3 separate regions of the Homo sapiens genome follow, and regions 2 and 3 are each linked to region 1. Evidence: read pairs that join two places in POLR2A ChIA-PET (ENCODE). Cell type or tissue: GM12878. All regions are shown on one strand.

The links. Peaks named below come from ENCODE experiments on the same cell type or tissue, not always from the same donor. Only the 100,000 strongest peaks of a DNase experiment are listed, where the experiment ranks them.
Region 2: POLR2A ChIA-PET joins it to region 1 with 8 read pairs; 2 of 35 experiments call an interaction of 5 or more read pairs at or near these places.
Region 3: POLR2A ChIA-PET joins it to region 1 with 7 read pairs; 3 of 35 experiments call an interaction of 5 or more read pairs at or near these places.

What each region holds. Positions count from the first base shown.
Region 1 is chr10:110,271,292-110,279,291 of GRCh38, reverse strand. MXI1 (MAX interactor 1, dimerization protein) reads right to left here. Exons shown (of 6, transcript NM_130439.3): 4 at 1-112. Among named protein-coding and RNA genes, the nearest start is that of SMNDC1, 30 kb to the left of the region's middle. In GM12878, no CTCF peak of the experiment used is centred here; DNase peaks (open chromatin) are centred at 4,951 and 5,681; H3K4me3 peaks cover 294 bases; H3K27me3 peaks cover 244 bases.
Region 2 is chr10:109,945,279-109,953,278 of GRCh38, reverse strand. ADD3-AS1 (ADD3 antisense RNA 1) reads left to right here. Exons shown (of 5, transcript NR_038943.1): 4 at 6,003-6,083; 5 at 6,984-7,720. Among named protein-coding and RNA genes, the nearest start is that of XPNPEP1, 26 kb to the right of the region's middle. In GM12878, no CTCF peak of the experiment used is centred here; no DNase peak of the experiment used is centred here.
Region 3 is chr10:110,056,560-110,064,559 of GRCh38, reverse strand. The region is part of intron 1 of ADD3 (adducin 3); the gene reads right to left. Among named protein-coding and RNA genes, the nearest start is that of ADD3-AS1, 52 kb to the right of the region's middle. RefSeq lists enhancers at 4,375-4,484, 4,535-4,594. In GM12878, no CTCF peak of the experiment used is centred here; a DNase peak (open chromatin) is centred at 4,513; H3K4me3 peaks cover 768 bases; H3K27ac peaks cover 651 bases.

The DNA of each region.
Region 1 (8,000 bases):
GATGTGTGCTTTGGCTTTGTTGAGCAAACCAAGTGTTGTGTGCCGGGTGCAGTCTGGTCCTAGTGGAATCAGAACTTTTAAGCGTTCTAAACAAAGGCGCAGATGAGCTCGTCTAAGAAAGACAAAAAGTCAAATCAGCACAGTCTGGTTATTTCACTAGAAATATCATAAAACCTATTTTAAGATAAACAATAATTTGCATTTATTCAGCCTATAGGATAGATGTCACACCCCTAATTCTCCACTGTCAAAGAATGTAGGGGTGGCCGCATTTCAGTCTCTGCTATTTCTGTTGTACTCTTTAGACAACACTCACTTTAGATTATTATCCCCAATGGTAATCTCTGTCAAGATGGTTTATTTTTTAACTCACCCCATAAACTGTCTCAACTGTATTAATATGGAAGTGTGAAAACATACCAGGACAATTGTATTTGATCTTGAATAACTAAAACCACAGGCGAGAGGAGAGGTTTTCAGCTATGGTACCCCAAGGGAATATAATATGCTCACAAGTTTCTATTTCCCCCCTCCCACCTTTTACTTGCTTGCACGTGTGTGGGCACACACACACACACACACACACACACCCTACCTCTCTACAACTGTAGCCATCCTACAGTGTGTTACATGTTGTTATATATTAGTTTGAACCACATGAAATTTCTGATATTCAACCACTTTTCACTTATAAAAATGTTGATTTCTTATACTCCAATACAACAGAAACAGCAAAATTCTGTGACCAGCTAGGGTAGGGTTAGACAAAATATATGCCCTGTGGTCAATTCTAGCCACAGAAATAACCCATAAAATAATCCCCTGCTTCCTATCTAAGTGTGCTAGCTCGTTAGCTTAATTTTTATTTCTTTTTTCTCTTCCTCTCTCGTCTCTCTCACTACCTGCCTCCAATCCACAAGGACAACAGGTGACAAAAATTACTTACTGAAAGTCATTGCATTCTCTAATCTATCCTTCCTGTGGGAAAGTTGAGGGAAATTTCTCCTAGAAATGCTAGCAGAGAACCTCATGGATTTACCTTCCCTGTGCCCTAAAAGAACTATGATCATGGTGATGAGAGAGTTCTGAGTATTTAACTTCATCCTAAAACAATACTAGTCCACATCTTTGGTCCTGTGTTTCATAAGGGGTAAGGTAATTCAGCAGTTAACAGCATATCTGAAAAGAAAATCCACAAATACGTTCACAGTTTACCCCTAGTCCTTAAAGACCTATAATTGAACTTTTGGTAACTGTCTTAACTGCATCAAGAACAAAACACACACCCTCCATTCTCTTCTGAAAGAGGACTAAAATGGTTTTGCTAATTCACACACCAAACTATGCGCTTTCTCTGTCTTAATAGACAAGAAATAATGTCAAGTGAAATTCTCAAAGGCTAGCAATTTGAAAAGAGAGGTAGGAGAAGGCAATAAGCAGCCAATTATGTCATGACAAGCAAGGATGATTAAGGGTAGTGAGGTCAGAGGTTTGGCTAATGAATTAAGATTCTTCTAGCACCTACTAACCTAACTATAGTTAAAGGTCTGACAGTATTTCCATTTCAAATTTCTTTATTGAGTTCAGTACCTCAGGTCTAATAATTGGGTCCAGGCTGAAACCTGACGTAACTGGTGTGGATAAAGGAATCCCTAAATCAAAGGTATATCAATGGATTCTCCTTAATGATATTTAACAACTTCAAAGTCACTTTCCTCCCCTGCTGTACTACCCAAATGCATAGAACCTTTAACAAAATTTTCATTTTTAACTGGAAAATTTCTTAGGTGAGGATTCTCATGTGACCACAGTGCTCTTGCTCAGCAGACCAAAAAAAGCAAACAAACAGCAACAACAACAAAACACCAGAGTAAAAAGTGCCTTTAAACTCTTCATTAAGATTATTATGGCATATGATAACAACTGCACTCATATAATATGACTGGAGCGTGGAAACAAAGACTGGCAGCTACACTAATAGACAATCCTGCTTTAAATTCAGTCTTCTAAAAAACTCAACAAAGCAACTAGTAAAGTTAACAAGCACATTACCGCAAGAATACCTTGTCAATTTGGTTCAAATTAACTCCAAAACTTCAGTATATGTAAGAATTATCTTTTATTTTTTAGTTTTTAAGAAACTTAAAATGGGCTGGGCATGGTGGCTCATGCCTATAATCCCAGCACTTTGGGAGGCCAAGGTGGGCAGACTGAGGCCAAGAGTTCGAGACCAGCCTGGCCAACCCAGTAAAACCTCATCTCTACTAAAAATATAAAAGTTAGCTGCGCATGGTGGTGCACGCCTGTAATCCCAGCTACTCGGGAGGCTGAGGCACAACAATCGCTTGAACCCAGCAGGTGGAGGTTGCAGTGAGCCAAGATGGCGCCACTGCATTCTGCCTGAGCCACAGAGTGAAACTCTGCCTCAGGAAGAAAAAAAAAAAAAAAGAAAAGAAAAGAAAGAAAGGAAAATCAAAATGATTCCATAAACTTTCACATCAAGGAAAAGAAAGGTGAGTCTATTTTCCGTTTTGTGATACTTGCTAAAACCTAGAATGAAAATAACTAACATATTAAAATTTTTTCTCTCTTTAATCATTCCATGTATTTATTACATGGATTTTACATACTCAGCACTGTTCCAGACACTTGCTTGAGAAGGAAAAGTAAAAAAAAAATGTTAACTTTAAGAGTTTACACTCAAGACTACAGAAAGAAACATATTACTTTGTTTCATTTGGTCCATACTGAATGAGTCATACAGATATCAAGGACAACAGAATCTGAATAAATCGAGAGATTGTAATCAGAGGAGGGAGACTTGTAAAAGAGGTTGAAATCTGACTTTGGACTTAAAGAATATTGAATTTGTCTATGAAAAAGTGAGGATTTGCTAGGTAATTTTAAAAGTAAAGGACCTAAATTTATGGATTGGGACCAAGTTTAAACATAAAATTGAAAAAATCTGAATAAATGGAGAGATTGTAATTGGAGGAGGTAGACCTGTAAAAGAGGTTCAAATTTGACTTTGGACTTGAATAATATAGAATTTGTGTATGAAAAAGCGAGGATTTTCTAGGTAATTTAAAAAGTAAAGGACCTAAATTTATAGACTGGGACCAAGTTTAAACATAAAATTTAAAATGCCTTATTTTCTCTCCTTCAAGGGAAAACAACTGAGCTGGAATTCTATATGGAAATAATCAGCTAGTTTCAGCTGTCTGAGGATCTGCAATGCACCGACAAATCAGGAGGTACCCAGACCAAAGTTTGAAAAATGCCTAAATGAACAGGGAAGGCAGAATGCTCTAAAAGATATTTTTTTTAGCCACTACTGAACATTTTATTGTCAAATAATTATTCATCTGCTCTGAGATACAGCTTACACCAAGAAAATATACCCTGAGATATCTCACAAAGGCCAGTGATGCCATTCTTCATATTTTGTAAATACAGTCCTCCAAAATCGGTATTAATATGAAAGATGAACAGTGAATTATTTCCTCTGCTCTTGTGGACAGAGGTGTACCTGTGGAAGATACATGTCATTTCCTTAAGTTTTTGTATTTAAATGAAACAGGCATTTGGAGAGTAGAATAACAAATGGTTAATGGCAGTTGAAGAACAGCAGCTGACCAAGAGGGAGAGTCCCATCCAAATAATGCACACAGTTACCACATGTCCTTAGCTGCCACTTAGGTAAATGTACCCTTCCAAGAGCAATGGATGCCCTGTAACTGTAAACTGGAAAGAGTTAAATCAGAAAAATCGATTCTCCTCAGTGTCTAAGTTTTTTTTCTCTCCTGCAAATTCTTAGAACAGCAATTGTATGGCAAAATTATTCTTCCTTTTCAATGATGCTGCTCTCCACCCTTTCCCCCATAAGTCTCCCTGTTGGTAACCAGATTGCAAGCTTAACCACCAGTGACCTAGAAAGGCATATCTTTTGATGCCATCTGGTCCCTTCTTTTCTTGCCTTCATTCTCATGTGACTGGTAGCTCAAGAGCCTCCTGTATGAGGCTGCCAAATCATGGGTGCTGTAAGACTTTGGGGGAAGGAAAAAGGACAAGCAATAGAAGAAAAAAGCTTGGTTTGATTTGAAAATCCTTATTCACAGGCTGGGTGCGGTAGCTCATGCCTGTAATCCCAGCACTTTGGGAGGCCGAGGTGGGTGGATCTTCTGAGGTCAGGAGTTCGAGACCAGTCTGGCCAACATGGTGAAACCCTGTGTCTACTAAAAATACAAAAATTAGCCAGGCATGGTGGTCCGTGCCTGTAATCCCAGCTACTCTGTCGGCTGAGGCAGGAGAATCGCTTGAACCCAGGAGGCAGAGGTTGCAGTGAGCAGAGATCGCGCCAGTGCACTCCAGCCTGGGTGACAGTGTGAGACTCCACCAAAAAAAAAAAAAAAAAAAAAATCCTTATTCACTGAGGAAAAAAACTGCAAGTATCATATGATGATGTTTTTCAAGTCTCCAAGGGAGAGAAGAGCTGACATAGAGAATAACGATTCATGAAAGGCATGGTCCTGCACCTCTAGTAAAAGAAGGGAAAGAAGGTTGGGGAAAGTTAAGGCTGCTCTTCTGAATATTATGATGAACATTAGACAAACAGCAAGTAGAAAAAACCTGGTACTGAAACATTTATAGAACTAGACTTAATGGAAACTGATTTTTAAAAATTTAGCTCCTTGGTGGACATTTACTTTATTTTTATTTAACACATACTTTTTAAAAACACATGAACAGCTAATAAAAACTGTAAAGCTGAAACCTTTCCTATTTTAGCATGAGTTATAGTAAAACAAAGTTAGAATTAGGTACTGCAGCAGGAAGTGCCCTGTGAGAAAACTGGAGTCCCCTTGCTGAGAGGGATGGGGTTACACAATGAAGAGTTCCCAAAGTACTTTTATTTTCAAAGACACTTTGAGTTCTGTTTTAAAATGAGATTTTAAAGTGGGTTTTGCCCAGGGGAAAAGGTAATTCCCAGCCACTAACCCTGTTAGAGAGAAGAGTCCTATCAAAATTAACCACACCTTCAAAAAGGGCAAGCCCCTTGTGGGATAAAGAACAATGAGAGTCTGTTTGGCTTTTATTTTGGTAGATTGGTATCATTTTTCCCTGAAGGAACCAATGCTCCTTTTGATTTCAAACTCTGTAACCTCTACTGCCAAACTGATGTACCACAGAACATGAAGGGAAATGATTTTGGTATAAAATGGCCTCTACTAGTAGCTGTGCTATTTTAAAGCACAGGTATATCAACTATAATAGGAAGCGCACACTGTTGTGGGAAGAGAGAGGAAAGAATACCCTTTCGGAACAAACTCCAAGTATCATTTGATTATGTTTTTCAAGTAGTCTTTCAAAACTCTAATACCCCTGTCCAACAATAATAGATCTAACCCCCGCCTGGCCCCACAAACGATCCACTGGCTGATGCCTTTGGAAGCATGGTCCTTCATTGGAACCTGCTTGTCTTTCATTCTTCCACTATAGGATACCTAGACTTTACCAGATAACTAAATCAAAATGGAAAGCAAGTCAAGTGATGGAGACAGTGCTTATATTTTCCGCTCTGCTGAATGTTACGTAATGAACTATGAGTCCTCTCATGAGCCACATTCTTCAAAGCTGCAGTGGCTTGTGGCCAGGTTTCTCAACTCCCAACACACACTCCTGCACGTGACAGCAGCTAGCTACTTTTCCTACACATATATACCAAAGTGTCTCTAAAACTTAATGTGTTGAGAATCTTCTGAAAACCCAAATTTATCCCCCCAAAAAACCCTGCCTGCCTGTTTTCCTAATGAAAAATGACATTAAAAATGGATCCTGATATATCAAAAGCATATTGTGGTTCATGAGTTTTATTTACTAAAACATGTATGATCATATTCTGCTGTTCAGCTTATTCGGTTCATGAAATAAGAAAGCTAAACAAAGGCCAGGCACGGTGGCTCATGCCTGTAATCTCAGCACTTTGGGAGGCCGAGGCGGGCGGATCATGAGGTCAGGAGATCGAGACCATTGTGGCTAACACGGTGAAACCCCATCTCTACTAAAAACACAAAAAATTAGCCAGGCGTGGTGGCACATGCCTGTAGTCCCAGCTACTTGGGAGGCCGAAGCAGGAGAGTTGCTTGAAACTGGGAGGCGGAGGTTGCAGTGAGCCGAGATCGCATCACTGCACTCGAGCCAGGGTGACAGAGCGAGACTCCATCTCACAAAAAAAAAAAAAAAAAAAAAAGCTAAACAAGCTATTTCTACAAAATGGCATTTGATAATCGTATGTTTCACCTACAACTCATATATTATCTACTTCACAGAAAATAAACAGACTGTTAACTCCCAGGTAGTAACGTGGCAAGTGGCAGGTCCCTAGTGTCAGATCTGATTGTGGTAGTCATGGGACTCAATGATGACAGAAATAAAAACTTAGGAAAATAGCTGGGACTCTCTTCTCACTTTTCAAAAAAGCAGCTTTCACTTAAATAGCCTTCTTAATTGGTATCTTATAAAATAATCAAATAGAAATATTAACAAGTGGTATAATAAAGCTGCAAATTCTACAAATTACATATAATATATAATATAATAATATAAATTATTCTGTCACATTGTCAGCCTCAGCATGAAAGGGCTTATCTGTATACAAATAAGAATTAAAATGGTTGAGATGCATGTTACTTATTCTTGGGAGACTTTTTAAAACCACTTTCTTTCAATAAAATATAAATAGTTCTTAGCATAGGCTATATATACCTCTAGAGGTATTCAACACTGAGCCAGAGGATATTTGAAGCCACAGGGTTATACTATCCTTTCCAGAAGTCATAATTTTTTCAAAAATTTGGAAGAAAAATATTTTATATAAAAACAAACACAGATAATGCAAAATGTGTTTTTAAAAGAAGACTTCAAATTTCATATTATTTCAGACAGGTTGAGTATTCCTTATGTGAAATGCTTAGGACCAGAAATGTTTTGGATTTCTCATTTTTTCAGATTTTGGAATATTTGCATTATACTCAGCTGAGCATCCCAAATCCAAAAATCCTAAGTCTGATATGCTCCAATGAGCATTTCTGTTGAGAGTCATGTTGACACTCAAAATGTTTCAGATTTTGGAGCATTTCAGATTTGTGGACTTGGGATGCTCAACCTGTACTACATCCCAGGGCCTCCAGGAATCTATGTTCAAACTGCTACAGCAAATCACAACACATCACTATGGACTTTGGAACATCATTTTTGACTCATGGCTGGGATTATGTCTCTCAAAGGTTTGGAGAGGGAAAAAGAAGGGACAGGGGAGAAGGGAGAGAAGATATGGAAGAGAGAGGAAAGGGAGATGTAAATTAATGATGACAAAATAGTCACATATTCTTTCTCAAACTACACAGATACCACATAGGCTGAAATGTCATTTAGTCTTTACAACTCAGAAATATGAAGAACATGAAGTGCCACTCAGTCAATAACAATTATCATCAGTAAACAATAGTGCCTTATTATACCACTGAGCTAAATGCTATAACGATTTTTCAAGTTGTCAGTAGTATAATCTTTACCTGTTTGAAGACTATAATTTAGTCCTCTGCCTACCACCTTTCCAGCCTCATTTCCCATAACTCATACCCTTGCAAACCTCTTCCATAACCAAATGTGCTTTTATACTTGCCAATATCTCTACCTGGAATGCATTCTCTCCAAATGTCCACCTGGTGGGCATCTAACTCATTTTCAGGCCATGGCCAAACAATTTCTTCCACAAGATCATCCTTGCCATACTCCTTCCTCAGATGATACTTGATTTCATACTAATCACACTGTATTTCAATTGAGAGTGAATCCATACTTTTAGTCATTTCTGTTTTTCAAATAAACAGAATGACTGGCACACAGTGGGGAGGAGAGATGTAATACTTCTAGTGGATGTTTCTGGGACTCTCTAACTCACCAAAGTTGAGGTAACAATCAACACCAGGACCTCCAAA
Region 2 (8,000 bases), 330 kb after region 1:
CAAGCAATCCTCCTGTCTTGGCCTCTGAAAATGCTGGGATTACAGGTGTGAGCCACCGTACCTGGCTGGTCTCTGTTCTGTTCCACCCTTTTTCCTTTTTTTTTTTTTCCTTTGAGTTACACATGCATACATATGTACTTCACACTCACACAAATTATTTATGAGAGTAAGAGATTGTAGTGAGAAATTGGTGAGGAATAAGTAGAGGAAGGGCTTACACTCACAGGGGTGCAAACCTCAAATGAAACAGACGTGTCACCACCCTGAAGTCACCTACCACTGGTGAGTATCCCTGGCCCTTCACTTCACCTGGCCCCAACTTGTCTCCTTAGTTTTCATTCTTCTCTCTCCCTCTATTTGTCATTTTCCCCTTTACTTGTACCAAGAGCCATCAAAAGCCCTTGGATATTCTGGGAAGACTAACAAGTTGGTACATTGGGAAATCTAACAATTGGATGCTTTTTCAAATTGCTACTTGGAGGAGAGGCAGAATCCTGCCTGGGGTACAAAGCAAAGTAGAAGGACCACACTCAGCCTCTGTCATCCTGAGCAATTCAGCTCTGGCCCCAATATGCACAACTTACTAAAATAGAAGAAATGCATAGAATAAAATAGAATAAATGGATTTTGCTCAACCCACCCTTTTTAGAGTTTTGTTTGTTTGTTTGTTTGTTTTAAACAACTATCTGTCTTTATGCAATCATGTCCCTGGGGACTCACCCCAACCCCATATGGCTTATCAAAGTGTTCATTAAAAATGTACCCTTCTCTTTCTGAGTTTTGTTAGCCTAAATTTTCCAATTTTCTTTGCATTTTTGGTGACATTTAAATTATCCTAATGAGGTTTCACTACTGCTTATAGATTGGCATTCCAGGCAGGTCTACCAGCTTCCTCCTAATATAGGATTGCTCAACTCTTTCTCTACATTTTAGGAGAAAAACTGAGAAGATTTCTTCTTTATTTCCAGTGGAATGTCTTTTGTCCTTCTCTGATGTCTTGGCATCAACTTATGTTTGTTATTGAAGGATTTCCTGAGCAGCTTATCATGGTACTTTCATATACAAAGATAATTCTTTCCCTAAAATAAATTTAGGTTCTAGCTGGTAATATCATAAAAGCTTTTTTTTTTTTTTAACCTTGTTTCATATGTACTTGATAGAATGCAGTCATTTTAGCCCTGGAACTAAATTAACTTTCAACTCCAGCGGGGTTGTCATGTACAGTTGTATAGGTTGTACACTAAGCCACCCTAGGGAGCACCTTTTACCTATAGTCTATGTCACTGGTAATTTCTTTTTTTTCTTTTTTTGAGATGGAGTCTCACTCTGTCACCCAGGCTGGAGTGCAGTGGTGCAGTTTCGGCTCACTGCAACCTCCGCCTCCCAGGTTCAAGCCATTCTCCTGCCTCAGCCTCCCGAGTAGCTGGGATTACAGGTATGTGCCACCACGCCCGGCTAATTTTATTTTGTATTTTTTTTTTTTTAGTAGAGGTGGGATTTCACCATATTGGCCAGGCTGTTCTCGAACTCCTGACCTTGTGATCCACCCACCTTGACCTCCCAAAGTGCTGGGATTACAGGTGTGAGCCACTGCACCTGGCTGTCACTGGTAATTTCTATAGTTGTGTAGTCCACAACCTGTACAACCATATGTTGTATAGTCCTGTCTCAAGGACCACCCACCATCCAACTAACTATTAATCTCAATGGCCAAATTCCAAATTTCTGGAGGAAAACATTTGGTGGTCCATTTTGGGCCAGTTGTCCTCTCTTCTCCAATCAGATATGCTCAGATTGGAAACATCATGTTGTAGGCACATATGTCCAGAGCCTCAATGCCTTTGGAGAGCCCATCTGGGGGAAATGGGAAACTGTTCTCAGAGAAGGGGTTGTATGAGAAAGGCAGACATTTCAAAACACGGCATTACCAAGGGCCAGTGATTAAAAAAATGAATAGTCCAAAGGTATATCGAATATAATCTAAGCTGATGTTTTTCAAACTATGAGGTATGACCCATTAATGGGCTATGAAATCAATGTAGTGAGTCATATTTCTAAATAACATAGAAATGAAATAAAAGAGATTAGAGATTAGGAAATATTAGCATGCAACCTACCTAGTAAAGGTAAACTAGTATATAAAGTGTGGATTGTGGTGCAACATGATCAAAAACCAAACCAAAGCCCAAACCATTTCACTCCTATCTGCCTGCCCACAGATTTGATGCAGGTGCCCTAGGGACATTTATCTGAGAGGATCTTTCTAGGCCTTGTCTCCCTCACTACTCCTGTGATCTTGCCTTATTTTCCTTGCTGAAACTTTGTTTTGAATCTGATTCCTGCTCCCCATTCATTCAGGTCTCAGACTTTCTTTCTCTCAGCTCCATGTCCAGGCCCAACTCTGGGAAGTTCAGCCTGGTTTGACTCCCCAGCGTCCCAGGAAGTGAAAGTTGAAAAAATTATAGCACTGTGAGTTGCCAAGCCCAGCCTTCCTTTGCCTCACTTGCTAGGAAATCGAACCCTTCCTTGGTTCCTGAGCCCACCCTTATCTTGGCAGATGGTTGGTTGGAGTCTCCAGCCTGCAGAAGTAGGACCTCAATTTAGTTGTGCTCATCTGAGCCCAGTATCCCAATGGCATGGCTTATGTCCCAGAGGCTTGCTTGCTTCCTGAACTACAGCCTATGGCTACCTTTGCCTAATTGAAACAATTGAACTTTTGCTTACATTTTCTGCTCTGTATTCTCTGTGCTATGGTTTTGTAAGCCAAGTTGTCCTGGAGATTGGACAATGTCGTTAACATCTCCCTCTTCCCATTGATAGGCACAGGTTATGTCCCTTGTCTGGATGAACCCATGAGCAGAATCCTGCTGCCTGCCTGTCTTCCAGAACCCCCTCCCACATGTTGCCCATGGAGATCACCTACAAGCTTGCTGGGGACAACAGTTTTGTGCATCAGGCATGTACATGGGACCACCCTCCTCCTACTTCTCACACCCATGGATTCCTTCTCTGGATCTATGGGTTTATTGTCTGTGGCTTCCTATACCTGCTTCCTGTCTCTTGATTTTGATGACTAGTTTGGATGTCCTTCTCTGCATCCATGGCCTTGGTTCTCCTACCTCCTTTCTTTTTTGAACTGGCCAAGCCTTCGAGGGATATCTACAAGTTCTTCTAATAATTCCCCTTATATAGGGTTGCTGGATTTAGCAAATAAGAATACAGGACACCTTGTTAAATTTACATTTCAGCTTAGCAACAAATTTACATTTCAGCTTAGCAATAAATAATATTTGCATGTCCCATGCCATCTATGGGACATACTTCTATTAGGAAATTATTCACTGTTTATCTGAAATTCAGATTTAACTGTGTATCCTGTTTTTTATCTGGCAACCCTACACCTACAGTTCCTTGCTGAGGAAATGGCCTTAAGCTCTTTATGCACAGGTAGGTGGTCATGCTGTGTCCCATAGGACCCCACCCCTACCCCATCCCCAACGTCATAGCTAATTGGATCAGGAGTGAGCACTTGACCCAAGGTCAGCTAGTGCATAGGTTGGCCCATAGTCTAAAAAGTAGCCTGGTGCAAGACCTTTGCACTAGAGGGAAATAGTGTTTAAGTGAACCAAATCAGAGGTTCTCCCTCAGTAGTCAGAGAGTAAGAGAATAATCAGTAAGAGAGAGTGAGAGAATCAGTTGGTAGGAAGAAAAAAGCCAAAAGATACATAGAGAGAAAAAAACAGTAAATACAATTCATGAAGTCGTAGAAGTCCTGAACAAGCTGCTCTATGGGGAGGGAAGAAGGATGGAATCAGGACTTCGTCAGTTGCAACAGGAGCCGCTGAAGTAGAAGGAGAGAGAAAGGAAACAGCGGAGGCATGGTAATGGTAGGATGCCAGGGACCAGTCAGCACCAGACCTGAAAGTCCATGAGATAACCTGCTGATTTGACTACCAGCTTCCAGATCCCAAACCAAGAGCAAAACTCCCTAAGACTCCCAAACTCCCTAGGCTGGGCCGTGGATTTTTTTCTTTCTGTGCGGTCTGGTGGTTTAGCTTGGTTCACACGAGAGGCCTACCAACTTGGCTGAGCTTTCTTATTTCTATTTCTATCATTACAATGAATCTCCATAATTTCTGGTGTGAAGGTAACCTAACCTAGAAGGGAAGCACTCTTAGCTTTGTTTGTGCTGTTCAACACACCATCCAGGCGAAGGGGACCCACCCCACCCCTGTCCATCTCTCACTGCCATGCATATCTCCAGATACTGATACCTGCTGGAACTGACCTGGAACTTCTGACCCTAGGCCTTATAGCACTGCCTGCCCGTATGAAATCTTGGTTCTGGAATCTTCCCATCCTCACTGACCTAGTGCCTAGCACAGTGTCTGACACATGCCTGGAGAACAATGACTATATGCACAAATGCAGTCAAATTCATCTCTTTTGGCTTGAGTGGTTGTGGTGGAGAGGAGATAGAAGCCCTGAATGTGAGTTCTGGCTCTGCAACTTCCTCACTACATAACCATGGGCAAGCTACTCAAATCCTTTAAGCCTCCGTTTCCTCCTCTGTGAAATGAGGATGGCGTTATCTACCTGTTAGAGCTATTGTGAGGTTTAAAATAGCAGACATGTGAAAGCCTATATATAACAGGCCCTCTGAAAAACTTTACTGCATCTAAGTATAAGGAAGCTGCATTTTGTTAGGGTTGCACTTTATGAGACCTCAGATGAGTAGAAAACAAACAAACAAACAAATCTCATGATATAAGAGTCCTCTTGGCAAAGGATGGCAGCCATTTATGTTGGCCAGCTGGCAAGAGAAGAAGCAAAGTTTATAGTTTGCTGGGATTGCAGGTCAAAAATCTTGCAATTTTGGACAAATTTTTATTTTTAGATTATTTGGATTCTTTTCTTTTCTTTTCTTTTCTTTTTTTTTTTGAGATGGAGTCTCGCTCTGTCATCCAGGCTGGAGTGCAGTGGCGCAGTCATGGCTCACCGCAAGCTCTTCCTCCCAGGTTCACGCCATTATCCTGCTTCACCCTCCTGAGTAGCTGGGACTACAGGCGCTCACCACCATGCCTGGCTAATTTTTTTTTTTTTTTTGTATTTTTAATAGAGACGGGGTTTCACCGTGTTAGCCAGGATGGTCTTGATCTCCTGACCTCGTGATCCGCCCGCCTCAGCCTCCCAAAATACTGGGATTACAGGCGTGAGCCACCACGCCCAGCTTGGATTATTTTCAAAATTTCAAAAAGATGAATCTTTATTATTACTTTTGTATTAGTCTCCTTTAAATGTACTTAAATCAAATTTGCTTACAATATCCCTGCCCCCAATTCCATGATTTGAGGGAGAAGAAGATGAAAAATGTACTTTGTGATACAAAATGGATGACTCTTTATGGTCCTGCACAGCTGCATGTTCCAGCATCACATTAACCTCTGGATCTTCTCAGCATTCACTCTGGAATTTTTAAAATGTCATAACAGTGTATTTTCAAAATAATATCCTTGTGCACCCCCTCCTCCCCAATCGTGTAATATTGTCAGGATGTTTTATCTGGTGCCATATATCCTGCACATGACAAATCCATTTCCCCAAACAAACCATCGCATATGTCCACACTGTCCATAAATTTTGAATCCTGACATCAACACTATTACCCTCTGACGTTTGGGTTGGCCTGAGTTGTGCAAAATTGAGGGGGTGATGTTTTTAAGGAATGAGGGGATGTCACTCTTTTCTTTCTGATGGGTCCCCTCTGGAGAAAGTGATGTCGGGAACATGCAAAACTTAACCCTACTGGAGAAAGCCCCAGATACTCTCCCCAGGGTATCCAGAGATTAAACCGGCCAGATCTGTAAGCATCTCCACCTCTGGGGGTGATAACAAGGTCACCCTATACTTAGGTTTGGCTTTATAATAATACATCTGGCATCAATAGAGATTCCTTCTTTTCAGAGTGCTTTCCTATTTATGATCTCATTTTGCCCTTGCAGGAGGAAGAAAGGGAGCTGGTTAGGAAGCAAACTTGAGTTTCCCATGCTCTGTGGCTGAGCAAGTCACTTCACCATTCTCAGGTTCAGTTTCTTCATCTGTGAAGTGGTATTATAAGGGCTGTTGACTGCTTAGGGTTGTCTAAGTGCAAATGTTGCTGTGGGTTGGGCAGGAATGCTTTAGGAAATACAAAAAGCCATAGACAGAACTGCACTGTGATGATAAAAGTCATTTAGACACTCTGGAAGCTATAGAGCTGGAAGGAACTTCAGAAATAATAGTAAAGAGGTTTCAGTCTTTTATCTTGTGAAGATGCACAGATGAATCGTGGGCAGGAGCAGGACACATTACTTTGGTGGCTCAGATTTTTGGTCTCTCACTTTAAGAGGCACCTAAACGGCAAGCAAAATGCCATCGCTGGCATTGGCTCCTTCTCCACTCCACTCTCACTCACTCAAGAAAGCATACCAGAATGTTAGTGAGAGAGGTTATTATAAGGGTAACCTTGATTTCACTCTAATTTATTTTTCAAAAATGCAAACTCAGGATTCTCACATGGAACAAAACCCTGACCCAAACCAACTTAAGCAAGAGTTGATATTTATTGACTCGTGAAATTAAAGAATATCCAGCAGTAGAGGCTTTAGTCCTGGCTAGATCCAGGGGATCAAATGGTTTTGTCAGAACTTAGACTATTTATTCATCTCTAGGTTCTACTTTTCTTTCTATCGACACTGTCAGACAGAGTCTTTTCATGAGTGATAAATGGCTGTTGGCAGGCTTCGGTTTGTATCCCCAAAGCTTAGCACCCTCTGTGAAAAGAGAGCTTTCTTCTCCCAATAGTTTCAGTGTTAAGTTCTAGGATTAAGACTCATTGGACTGACTTGGAATCACTGTCCCCTATCCTTGAATCAGCCACTGTTTTCAGGGCAGTGGGATATGCTGACTGCCTAGGACTACATCTTCTCTTTCTTTCTCTCCAGGATGGAAGTGGGGATGGAGGTGGCATCGGCCTCATTTGAACCACATGGACTAAGAGGGGCTATGGGAGTATTCCCCAAAGGAAGACTGAGGGGCGTTACTAGAAAATGGGAGAATGGAAGCAGAGTGGGCAAAACCAACAGATGTTCCCTATAGTAAATAAAAAATTTGGACAATTATTAGTGAGCAAGTACTTATAACATATATGGCACATGGGATTGTGACTCACCAGTGTGTTAGCACAATATGGTCAAAAACCTCTGATCCAATTCAACCTACTCATCTTAACGATTTTATCAGCATTTAATAAGTTTGTTTTGGCCATCATGTGTTATAGTTTTGTTTGTGGTTTTGACACCTCATTAGAGGTTTCATCAGTGTAAGGAGCCAACCTAAGAGCTCTTCTCACAAGTTTCCCAAGAGAGAAATTGCCCCTCCAAATGTGAGGAGTCTCACTTTATATAGATAGCATCCACACTTCTTGCAGTGGAAAACAAACCTTATAAAATGTAATACGTTTGGTTTCCTAACTTTTTCATGACCCTGGGGTGGTAGAAGGAAGTGCAAGTTTTATCACTTGGATTTAGAGACAAGGAAATTGAAATGGAGAGAGAATTGGGCTCACATGCAGGCAGCATGTCTAGCTGCCTCCATCGTGTGATCTGAGGCACCCCATGAGGCCTATGATTACTGTAAACCTCTAAAATAAATAAAAAATAAAACAATCTCTGCCACTGAAGTGCTTCTTAATGAGATGTGTGTAGTTTAATGGGATCAAGGCATTGGATCACTTGAAGGACAATGTATAATTAATGCGTTTTTACAAGTTGGTTCAATTCAAAAAATACTTATTGAGGATCTACTACTAGTTCTATCACTGAGGATGTTTTGGTTACAAGTACAGGAATACCTTGAATATATTGCAGGTTCAGCTCCAGATCACCGCAATAAAGTGAATATTGCAATAAAGCTAGTCACATGAATTTTTTGGTTTCCCAGTGCATACAAAGGTATGTTTA
Region 3 (8,000 bases), 210 kb after region 1:
AGACGTGAACAGCACTTTGCAAAAGCACATCCAAAAACCCAGTATGTACATTAAGAAGTGCCCATCATCATTAGTTATAAGGGAAATAAAAATTAAAGCCACAGTGAGATACCACTATCTACCTACCAGTGTGGCTAAAATGAAAACAGAAACAAAAAACTTAATATCAAGTACTGGCAAGGATGTGGAACATCTGGAACTCAGAGTTGGTATGTCAATTAGTACAAATACTTTGGGAAACTGGCCTTACCTGCAAAAGTTGGAGACACACATGCCCTGTAAGCCAGCCACTCCTCTCCCAGAAATACACTCAAAAGAGCTGCATGGATATGAACAACAAAAACCATACAACAAGGATGTTCATGGCAGAATTATTTTTAATAGATGCAAACTGGAAACAATCTGAATGACCATTATCTAAATGAATTATTTTATGTTCATAAAATGGAATACAGTACATACAATAAAGAGAATGAATTACTGTTACATTTAACAACACAGACAAATCCCACAGGAAAAAAAATGCTGGGCAAAAGAAGCTGGAGACAAAAGAGTAGATATTGAATGATTCCATGTATATAAAATCCTGAAACAGGCAACACTACTCTATGGTATTCAAAACTAAACTTTGAATTTAGAATATGGTATGTTCAAAACTAAATTATGTCAGGATTATGGCTGCCTTGCAGAGAGAGGAGAAATGCCTGAGAACCCAGAGCAGGGTGTTGCTAGCATTCTAGTTCTTGACTTAGGTAGGTTACACACGGTGTTCACTTTATATATATATATATATATATATATATATATATATATATATATATAATGAATATATATATTCATATTCATCAAGCTGTACTGTTATGATTTCTGTACTTTTCTATATATATGTTAAACTTGCATTTAAAAGTTTATCTGAAAAAATTAAGTGATTTAAAAGAAAGAAAAGCCTCCCCTCTTTCTATAGCAAGAATTTATAACTTGATGCCATTTTTTCTGTTGGTTAGCTTAGCTCTCTGGAGACACTGTTAAATCCTCTTTCTCACAAAACCAAAGCATTTTCGTATCCAATTTCTTATAAGAAGTAATCTAAGTTCTCCTATATGAGCTCTATATATACTCCTATACAAAATGTAAGTGATCCATGTAATATCAACTACTTAGCAAGGAGGCATAATAAATAAAGAAATTCAAGAAAATTTAGGTCTGAAATCAGTACACTACTTAACTCCGCTTCTCCACCTCAACAATATAATGGATTTAAATACATAGTGCAGCATAAATTATCACAATGTTCAATCACTGTGGCCAACAGCAGTGTTACAGTATTAATGCATTCTGTTGTCTGAATTCAACAGCTTCTCCCATCTTCAGCTCCTGATGCCATTTTTCAGTGATAAGAAACATTAACAACACATTCACAAAACACTTAAAATCTAAATTAGGCCTTCTAGTCGTTAAAAAAAATGAAGACATTGTTCGAAACTAAATTATGCAAAATGAAAACAAAAACCTGCATGTAACCACTAACCCACAACAAATAATTAAGAATTATTTTTTCCCTTAATCACAATCTTTCTGCTGGGGAGAGATAATCAGAACAGATCCCGAAATATCTGTTCAAGACTAACACATTTCAGGGTTACACAATCTTGCCCTATCCAATCTTGTCCTAAGAGAATTTTCTGAATTCTCAGTGTAATAGAAATTTTATATCCATATTATGCTACTTTTGCCTAATACTGTTTTATCTCATAGTTTAAGAATCTGGTAGAGTGTGATATGGAAACGTATCTGCTGGTAGAATGCTACTTTCTGATACGTTATTGAAGAGCAAAGGCTGGGAGGAAGATTCCTAGAAAAAACTAATTTTGTCTTCTTCACTAATTTATTAAAATCGGTTACCATTTTGAAAATTTTGGGGGTACATTTCACACTTTCAAATATATAAAGGTAGGTTTGTATTAATTTTATTTAATTTTTGAGACAGGGTCTTGCTCTGTTGCCCAGGCAGGAGTGCAGTGGTGAGATCACAGCTCGCTGCAGCCCTGACCTCCTGGGCTCAAGCAATCCTCCACCTCAGCCACCTAATAGCTGGGACCACAGGTACACACCCTCACGAGCCAGCTATCTTTTTTTTTTTTTTTTGAGATGGAGTTTCACTCTTGCTGCTTAGGCTGCAGTGCAATGGCCTGCATTGGCATGCAATGGCATGATCTTGGCTCACCGCAACCTCTGCCTTCCAGGTTCAAGCCATTCTCCTGCCTCAGCCTCCCAGGTAGCTGGGATTACAAGCATGTGCCACCATGCCCAGCTAACTTAGTATTTTTTTTTTTTTTTTTTTTTTTTTTTTTTTTTTTTTAGTAGAGACAGTGTTTCTCCATGTTCATCAGGCTGGTCTTGAACTCCCGACCTCAGGTGATACGCCTGCCTCGGCCTCCCAAAGTGCTGGGATTACAGGCGTGAGCCACTGCACCTGGCCTCGATATTTTATTTTTTGTAGAGATGGGGTGTCCTCCTGTTGCCCAGGCTAGCCTCGAATTTCTGGGCTCAAGTGATCCTCCTGCCCTGGAACCCCAAAGTGTTGGGATTATAGGTGTGAGCCACCGTGTCTGGCCTGGCCAATTTGCATTCTTGACAGTAAAAATCTAGTAGTCAGCAGAACTAGGTTCTAGTTCCAGTTCTAGCTCTGATTTTAACTCCCACAATGATTTTGGTTAAGTTACTCAGTCTTTCTAGCACTCACTTTGCTCAAGTGAAAATGAGAGGACTGAATTAGATGCCCTTGAAGATTTCATACAATTCTAATATCCTATAATGGGTCTAGTGTAGAATGTATCTCAGACTAGAAATTTACAAGGATGATTATGGTACCCAGATAAAGATAATACAGCAATACAAAAGAAAAGCAAATAGTTAACCCTTAATTAGCCAGTCCATTTGTTAAGTTAGGTCTCTGTGCAAATGGATATTCCTTCCTCTACAAGCACCTGAATTTCATCTATTTCAGCACTTATGGGCACTGCAGAAGTGTCTATGAAGTACAGTACCTATTTGCTTTATACCTTGCAAAAGTACTTCTTGAAGATGCTATCATTCTGCTTTCCCAAAGGAAAGCTGACTCCAGTCAATCCTGTCTCATTTATACTTTCAACATCAATTAGCATTAAGGGGACATACACAGAAACCACCACTCCACCCAAAAAAAAGACTGACAACCCTTTTCCAGGCTGCACTACACCAATAAAACTGTCATTCAGTAAGTCAATCCCATAAGTCCCTCTCTACTACATACACTGTCAGGAAGCCATCAGCATTACCTGTATCTACTTTGGCTGTCATTTATGGCTCTGCTGGATGAGCCTCACCATCTGGAACACCATGGCTCCATCTTTCTAAATTAAACAGCTCAGCTGGCTTACCTCTTTCTCATCTTTCATATTATATAGCGGTGGGTTTTTCAGAGTAATAGGCACTAATACAATGAGAGGGACAACATAGTCATAGCACAAAGCTCAGGCTCAGTGAATGTCAAATACGGTCAAAAGGACCTTAAAGGTCATCTAGTCCAATTCTTTCTTTTCACTTGTGAGAATTCAGAGGTGCCCAATGTCACTATCTAAGGTCATACAGAATGTGCGTAACCTAACTTCAGGCTAGTACTCTTTCTACTCTATAAAATTTAAAGTTGCCTCTCAGGAAAGAATGCTTAAATTGGAATCCACCTCCTATAGAACACGGTAATTGTCATTCCTCTATAGCAACAATGAAACATCCACTTCAAATGAGATGAGATACTGAAAAACTTCAAGTTCTGTCTGTCCAAATGTCAAAAAATGAATTTGTGTTGATAGACACAATCTACTAGCATATTAGGCTCAGACAGAGTGCAAAATCCCAAGGAAGGAAGTAGTTTAATATTGTTCCAGTGGCAAAGATTTTTAGGATAGTGAGATGAAAGAAATGTCCCGAAGTTGTCCTCAAGCTTTGAGAGAGAATAAAATGGTGGAATGGTTAGAACACAGAGCAAGCATTTGATTCTTTATAAAGAAATTATCTGATTTGCAAAGAAATAAGACAACTGCTTCAATTATAGCACTAGGCTAAAATATCCAAGTGCTTTTGGGACTTTCTTGTAAAATTTTATTCAGAGGGGGGGTTTTCCTTGTCATTTAGTTTTTGCAGCACACACACTCCATATTTAATCCACTATCTGCCTACAACCTAGTACTTAGCTATTATTCACATTCTCATGTGGGCATATACCCAACTTCTTACTCCATCAAACACTGGAATAAACGTTAATATATTAGGAAATTAGAAAAACGAAATGAACAGGAGGGAAAGCAAGTACATTTTCACACAAAGTACAGGATACAGCTGTGATCTGTCAAGCTTACAAGACTGTCTCCTTAGCTAACAGCAAAGCTACAGGACTATCTTCTCAGCTGAACAGGAAGTCGCAGTCTAAAAAACATAAATGTTCCCAAGCCTCAACTCTATTCCCTTCACTTCACATTTCTAGCATGCATTAACCCTTTGACCAAGCCTGTGTAATACACCCATTCAAGTAGCCTTGACGAGGTGTCAGCAAGTCTATGGATGACAAGTACTTTGAGAGTCCACAGAATAACCTTTCATCATGATGTCCCTAAATAAAAAGCCATGTGGGACTAATGTGTTTGGTTGTACTCTTCAGAATAAACAGGTTGTAGCAAGAAAGACAAAACCAACTTTGGCCTTTGAGAAATTCATACTTGTATGAATGATCTTTATTTATTTTTTATTTTTTTTGAGACAGAGTCTCGCTCTGTCACCCAGGCTGGAATGCAGTGGCACCATCTTGGCTCACTGCAACCTCCGCCTCCTGGGTTCAAGCGATCCTTCTGCCTCAGCCTCCCGAGTAGCTGGGACTACAGGCGCAAGCCACCACGCCCGGCTAATTTTTGTATTTTTGGTAGAGATGGGGTGTCTCTATATGGTGATAGTGGCCAGGCTGTTCTCGAACTCCTGACCTCGTGATCTGCCTGCCTTGGCTTCCCCAAGTGCTGGGATTACAGACACCTGCACCCGGCCTATTTATTTATGAGACAGAGTCTTGCTCACTTTGTCACCCAGGCTGGAGTGCAGCAGCGCGCACTCAGCTCACTGCAACCTCTGCCTCCCGGGTTCAAGCAATTCTCCTGCGTCAGCCTCCTGAGTAGCTGGGATTACAGGCATGCGCCACCACGCCCAGCTAATTTTTGTATTTTTAGTTTAGACAGGACTTCACCATTTTGGCCAGGCAGGCCTCAAACTCCTGACTTCAAGTGATTCAACTGCCTCAGCCTCCTAAAGTGCTGGGATTACAGGCATGAGCCACTGTACCCGGCCTGTATGGGTGATCTTTAGTTTTCCATTTCTGAAAGTGTTTCCATGGTACCAACATATAATTTAAAAAAATAGAATTTCCTTTATCTTTCATAGGATCCTGTGTCAGCTAACAGACAAGGCACCTAACCCAGGCCCAAGGTAATGGAGGTGAAAAGAGAGCACTTCACAATGGATCTAATGTAATTTTTAAGTGATTTATAAATTAAATGTCACTTATAAACTATAATTTTAAAAGATGAGAGTCAAGGAAAGAAGGAAGACAGTGTTGTAGGCACTGGGAAAACTTTTGCAACCAATGATAATTTAACAGTAATATGACAGATCCTTCCTACAGTTCCACTTTAGAATGGATTTGTGATACTGAAAAGAATCATGAGCTAGATACTTAGATGCTGATTAGAGGTGCCCAGGTACATCAGCAGATCATATTCCAAATGATAGTTCAACATACATAAAAGGCTCAATACAAAGGAAATAGTGATATCCTCAAATGGTGTGTTTAGAAAAGAGAGGAGGTGGTGAGCATTTTTTCCCCAAGAAAATGCTATAGAATTATTTTCAAATTAATACTCCTTTCAATGTCTTGATTTCCCAGCTTACCCTTTACATCAGAGGAGAGCACAGCACTGTTGCCACAGTCCTCACAAAGTACTATCACCGTGGGTATGATACACAAAGAATGGAGCTAACTCTCAAACAGGAAGTCACCATCTCGTCAATCAGATGGTACACATTAGAAATGAAAAGATCAGCAATATGTAGAAAGCAATAAAGAACATGTAGAATCGAGAGAAGGAATTCTGAGATCTTGCCCTTTTTCACAGGCGGCTCCACAGTTTATCAACAGCTGGGAAATTTCCTGTTCACAGGAAAAGGATGACTTCTTAGTTCACGTTAAAGTGGAAATGACAAAAACTGACTGCATCACACAGAAAAAAAGGTGTTTCCTGAAAAAAGGAGAGACAGAGTGCTGCCTTTATTTGCAAAAGAAATCTCCCTCCTCAAAAAATACACCACAAAAACCCAAAGTACAAAGGAAAAGCAAAATAGCATGCATATGGCAAGCCAAAAAAAAAAAAAATCTTCAGGAGATAAAGGAGAAAATAACTAAATCAAAGAAATATTTCATGGTAAGAGTTAGCTTCAGTGGGAAAATCATTTTGTCCCTGTGGGTTATTTTAAATGCAAATATGCATAAGGGAAATGATAGCATATTTCCACTTGATATTCATGCAAAGATTTTTATCTATAATTTTTGAAAATGATTATCTAGCATCAGCTTTTCTACATACATACACAAAAGAATCCATACTTCATCACTAACTTATCATTAGCTCCTATGGATTATTTCAAAGAATCACTGCTTGGTTTATTCTTTAAATTACAGTGATTCTTAAAAAGTATATTCTTTCATTGCAACAAAAAATATTTGTTGGGTGCCTACTGTTTACCATTTTACATGCTGGGGTCTCAGTGGAGAACAAGCTTCCTGCCTTCCTGGAGTTTTGCCTAGTTTTGTTTTATTGACTAGAGCAGTGGTTTTCAAACTTTACTGCAAATTAGAATCAGATGAAGAGCTTTAAAAAAATCCCAGTACCCAGACTGCACCGACACCATTTAAATCAAAATCTCAGCAGTGAGACCTAGACATCAATAATTTTGAAGCACCAAGTGACTCCAAAGAACAATAATGTTTGAGTACCAGTAGATCTAAAGCATTAGTTCCTGGCTAGGAGTGGTAGCTTAGCCCATAATCCCAGCACTTTGGGAAACCCAGGCAGGAGGACTGATTGAGGCCATGAGTTTGAAAGCATTAGTTCTCAACTTGGGTCTTTGAAAAAACACCTCTTGGTCAGTAAAACTGTTTTCCTGCATCTTTAAGGAAGAGGAATTTTCCAGAACTACTAGGAAAAATTACTGGCAACTATTTTTGGATAAGTAACAATATAATATATTCAATGCAGAGAAGAGTTAGTTGTCACATAATACCCAATTAGAGAAGTGCAGAGTCGGGTAGAGAAAGGGTTGATATGGGGAGAATTGGGGGTATGAAAAAATGCACTGGGTCACTAACCCCAGCCCATCTCTTATCCATAAAGGCATCAAAATATTTTGCAACCTAAGGAATTCTTGAGAAAATAATTGGAAACTGTTAAGAACCTAGAGTTTCCCTGTATCACTGACCACAGGAATCCAAAGAACTTTCAAATAAAGACATGGGTCTAGAAAGAACGAAAACTAACCTAATTATAATCCCATCTTCCCATTAGTATAGCCACTGCCCAAATAGTCCCTGTGATAGCTAAAGAAGACCAATAAAAAGAAAGGGTTTTTCCTTTGCTCCAGGTGCATGGTTAAGGGTACTTTTGAGGAAGGTGAGATAAAAAGTAACTTCAAGTTTTACTCGCTATAGAGATCTTAGAATTTAAATGTGTGCCAATTGTTTCAAATTCAATACTTTGAGGAATCTATTCAGTGTTGACTAGACAAATCTGATTTGTCCATTTCCCATTTCCTTTTATTAACTCTTAGAGCAAATTAATACTCTAAACCACAAAATTAATTTTTCACTTTCTACTCCAAGTCCTGTAATTATTTTGTAAAAAATTCCATTTATTTCCCAAGCATAA